Linked DNA regions of Homo sapiens: region 2 is linked to region 1. The links are chromatin loops, found by intact Hi-C in ENCODE. Cell type or tissue: sigmoid colon. All regions are shown on one strand.

Region 1 (2,500 bases):
AGTTAGAAAGCAGAGAAAGACTCAGATATAACAAAGTTCATTATTATTATTTTAAGCAGGAACATGATCTAGTGAGAGAACACCTGGAATACCTATGGATAACTACGGCATCAGGGTAGGATGCGTGGGAGACAGAAAAAACATGGAAGTGACATTAAATGATAATGGAAAATGCTCACAGTGCAATGGTGAGTGAAAAAAAAGCTGGAATAGACATCAAAATATTATTTATGCTTATCTACACTTAGTGGCCTCATAGTTCTTTTATGTGTTACTGTAATTTTAAAATCATTTATATTGCTTTTAGAATAAAAAGAACAAAAATAAAATAAGGCTTACAAGTGGAATAATGCAAGTATTTGAAGATTTTTTAAAATGTTATTAAAATGCACAGAGAAAATATAGTATGGCCTTGTTTACTTATTCAGATCCCAAAAGTTCAACAGAAGCCTGGGGACTGCCAATTGACTTGCTAGTTATAGCATAAACATCATCAATTTTAAGAACAGTTTTATAAGAAAGTCAGCAGATAACTGACTCATGACCTCCCGTACAGCACCCAACTGTGAAACAGCTCAGTAAGGAAATGTTCTCCTCCTGGCAGAGAATAACCTGGTGACAGCCTCTGTGCCACAGGAGATCATGGTCCCTCCCGCAGGCTGTTTTTGAGTGGAGGAAAGATTCCAAACTGTGACCTTATGGGTAAGAAGCAGAAGGCATCCTGCTGGGAAAAATGCTTCAAGTATAATCTGGATATTGCCCTTTTCCTCAGCTCAGGAAGCAGTATTGCATACCCTGGACAATGTGAAACTCTCTATTTACAAAGATAAATGAAAATACCAGTTGAAATATTACAGCAAAGATACTTCTTTTAAGTAAAATTCGATAAGTATTTCTGCTCCATTGAAATTCATGGAGCATGGTACCATTATGAATATATAATATACTTTTAAAAGGTAAATTAAAGTAATGCACAGAATTTTCAAGAAAATGAAAGATGTGAGTGCAAACAACCACAGGCAAATGTAAGTATCTAGAGCTGAGAGCTGAACTCAAGCAGAGGACCACATATTTTTAAAAATCAGATTAAATTTCCCATGAAGAAAAAAGCCATTTATTAAAGAATTATATTTAACTGAAAAGCAATTATCCAACTTTATTCGCTATGAAATTCAAAATATTGGTTTGTGACACTTAAGATTAAAACATTGCAATGTAACAAAAAATCTGCAAGTTAAAAAATTTCAGTATCATTCTTTCAATATTTCTTGGATAGTAAATAAATGCCTTATATTTTGAAATTAAATAATCATTTCTGTATCAAATAATATTTCAATATATAGGTAAAAAATGGGACCCTTAAAATAAATATTCAGTGTAACTATGAATCTGCCATAATCTTAGGACTTATAGAAGTCAGGAATGATGACGAATCTAGTTTTATTGGCGAAATTTGACTTAACAAAGCATGAAATTATTCCTTTATTTTTGTATTAAGTATGTAAAGAGTTAACATTTAGAAAAAGTTATTCTTGTAGCTGTCAGATGAAGAGAATTATATTAAATTCTTCATGTAACAGTAGAGCTATATCTTTAAATTAATTTCTTATGATAAAATTTGATTTTTTTACTTGAAGGTTTCTTAACCTCTCAGCAGCATTCACGTTTGGAGTGAGATTTTTCTTTTACTGTGAGGGACTGTGCATTGTAGGATTTTTAGAATCATCTCTGACCTCTACCCAGTACACACCAGGGGCACCCACTTGGCCACCCACCCACCCAGCTGTGATGTTCAAAAATGTCTCCAGACATCGCCCAATATTGGCACTCTGGAAACAAAATTACTGGAGGTTGAGATCCACTGTTATGTACTAATGTTTGACTTAATTACATGTACTATTTTAAATGTTTATAGACTTTTCAATAAGGCTGATATTTTAGAGAAATTTGATTTATTTACATAAGAGAGAAACTCAGTTCTAGAGAAGTTATGATCTGCTCATGAATTCTCAGGAGTCAAGCCAAAGGTAGAACCAGTATTTTCCAAACACATGATTAGTACCCTTTCCTGATCCACATGTAAAATACCCTCACTAATAGGGTATCTGTAATTTTATATGCATATTTTACAGTTGTAAGAGCCTCTTTTTTGAAATTCTACATTCTCATATGCATTTTGCACTTAATTTTATAGTAACTTTTGAATTTATTTTGTTCACTTAGAAAATTGGGGGCTCAGGAACATTACCAAAGGTTTAAGGACCATGTTTCAACTCAAGATATGCAGTTCTGAATCCTGTGTTCATTCCATTATTCATTATAGTGTCCTTAGTTTAACATGTCTGGATACTTATCTAATTTGCTCATATAATTTGATAAACATAGATATTTCTGTTTTAATATAACCCTCAAAATGTTTCATTTCATGATCTAAATTAAACACAATGTGAACTAAAATGTAGTCACTGTGCTACTGTGGGAAGAAAAATACGGTGTTCTT
Region 2 (2,500 bases), 810 kb before region 1:
ATCTAAGCAAATGTGGAACAAACATAAAAAATCCTCAATAAAAATAAGCACATACATTAAATTGTAACCAAATAAAGCACTAGTGATAAAGCTCTTTTTTCTCTCTTTAATTTATACTTTTCAAAAGAGAAGTTTACACAACTACCTATGCAAGCAGACAGTAATGTGTCTGCAGTTCTCACTGAAGTACATATAGAATTAAATAACATAATATTTCAAAGACTTTAGCTTTACACAATTAGCCAAATACAGTCTTTTGTACAATCATAAGGCACTGTGGAAAAACTAGTCTGTTCCATCCAGTTTATGTTCTCTTGGCAAACCATGATCTACTGCTTATGTTAAGCATCTGATTGTCAGATTTGAACAAACTGAATATTCATGATGACGATTAACCATTTCATGTCTAAAACTAAGAAAATGCAATTCATCATAGTAATTATAGGTAAGGCATGCACATCTACAAAGAGACCATTTTTGCATTTCTATTTTTAAGAAAATATTTTAATAGAATTAAAGTCGGAAAAATTAACAGGCATAAGATAGGATAATAAGATATACAGATCAGCGTGTACCAGGCATACAGCTCTTTTCAGCAAATGTGATTAAATGTTCTTTGTTTGCATTTAAGTTGTCATATATCAAACAGAAGACATGCTTTTTACAAAAAGCGTTTAAAGCATCTCAGAAAGATACACATAATCACGTCGGTTTACCAGGTTAAACTAAAGGTTTGATGATTTGGGGTTGGGAGGGAGTTCAAGGAATTAAGGGGGGGGGCGGTTATTACAAAGCTAACCAAATAAAAGAAAAATAAGATTTACCTTTGTAGGATAATTTCAGCCTTGGCACATTGTTCTTCCCATTCTGATAGTTTGCTCTTGCTGTAAGTAATACTCCCCAGAAAAGACAGACAATCCTAGTTAACCAGCCCATGCTGCAGACGCTGTAGGTCCCTTTGCTGCTTTAGTCTTCCTTCCTGTATTGTGCGGCCAGAGAAGTTCAAACAATCTGGAAACTGGAGGTAACAGGTGATTTAGGTCAGTTTCATTCATAAATGCAGACAATCAAGACCTCATGGCAACACTAACACCTCTTCTTCTGTAACAGTCACTGAAGCACAGAAACTTCAAACCCTCCAAAAAGAAAAAAAAAAAAAAAAATTCCGAGCCAGGCACCGGATAATGAGGCACAACTGTTGTGTGGAAAGAAAAAAAAAAAAAATTAACAAGGTCTGCTGCAGTGGTGCTTAAGAAGCAGTTCCTTTTATCTAAGCTCCTCTGATAGCCGGTGGCAGTCTCTAATCCTGCTCCCTGCTTCATTCGGCTCCGGGGAAGCAGAATGAAAGGGAAACAGAGAGAGAGAGAGAGAGAAAGAGAGAGAGAGAGAGAGAGAGAGAGAGAAACCGTGAGCAGCGCGGACTTTTCCTGTACGCATGTAGAGGGAGATGACACAAGATCCCACAGACAGGTTTCCCCAACACTCACTAGACTGGCTGACAATGGGAGAACAGGCGAGCTCAACCTACTCCCCTTCCCTCCTGTCACACAACACATGCAAAAAACATCTCGTAGAGATTAGAGCCGGGAGCAGAACCCTCAGGCGTGCCTGTGAAAGGCATGTAGCTATAAATTTACTTCCCAAGGCAAGCGTTGTTTTATAGCCATTTTTGGGTGCAATTTTGATTTTAAAAATCTGAATTCTGCTACCTACAAAATTTACAATTCATGCTCATTATACAATCCTGCTGAACTTGTGCATTGTATGTGTGCGTGTGTGTGTGTGTGTGTGTGTGTGTGTCTATATATCCTCATCAATACAACTTTAACCACTGAAGGTTTTAAAGCCTTGTTAGAGATCATTCCCTCCTCCCAACAAACCCCCTGGGCTCAACCACCCCCTTCCTCTGTCCCACTGCAATTTCAGGGAAGAAATTCCTACTAAAGCCCATTCCAACAATCAGTTCAAGACAAATATAGGTCCTTTGAGAATTATAAATTACAACGGGGGATTCTCAAAAGGATACTCAGAATTTAAAAACGTCTATGGTTTTCCAGCTTCTGGAATGCTCTGGCTAACATTTTCAATGCATCACATCTCATTAATTAAAGACACTTCCCTAGTTTTGGTTTAAAGGGCAGCGGAAGATGACAAAGTTCACAAAAGTCCCTGCTGAGTGTCAAGGAGTAACATGAAAAGAATATCTCTGTGTCTTCATGAGCTGCTGAAGGGTTACTAAATTTTCTGTGGGACGTATAGGCATGTATTCAGGCAGTCATATGAACACCATTAGTTCCTTCTGAAACAAGTAGTTGGCTGTGGCCTCTCAATTTTCTCTCTTATTTTTCATTCAGTTTTCCTCAAAGCTGATATTTTTACAAGAATCTTTAGGGGATGTATAAAAAAGTTAACAGGACAGAACTTTCTCTCCTTTATTCCCCAAATGATTCTGCCCTACCCCCTCCTACCACCACTCCCCACCCCCCACCTCCAGAACAGC

The links. A loop is a pair of places that touch in the nucleus more often than their neighbours do. Peaks named below come from ENCODE experiments on the same cell type or tissue, not always from the same donor. Only the 100,000 strongest peaks of a DNase experiment are listed, where the experiment ranks them.
Region 2: it touches region 1 in a loop (2.7-fold over the local background); 2 of 110 quality-filtered maps call a loop at or near these places.

The regions. Positions count from the first base shown.
Region 1 is chr7:85,004,002-85,006,501 of GRCh38, forward strand. All of the region lies in intron 18 of SEMA3D (semaphorin 3D), which reads right to left. Among named protein-coding and RNA genes, the nearest start is that of SEMA3D, 180 kb to the right of the region's middle. In sigmoid colon, no CTCF peak of the experiment used is centred here; no DNase peak of the experiment used is centred here.
Region 2 is chr7:84,193,651-84,196,150 of GRCh38, forward strand. It overlaps SEMA3A (semaphorin 3A), which reads right to left and starts at 1,139. Exons shown (of 17, transcript NM_006080.3): 1 at 825-1,139. The coding sequence starts at 936. RefSeq lists an enhancer at 1,253-2,060. In sigmoid colon, no CTCF peak of the experiment used is centred here; a DNase peak (open chromatin) is centred at 1,421; H3K4me3 peaks cover 2,500 bases; H3K27ac peaks cover 524 bases.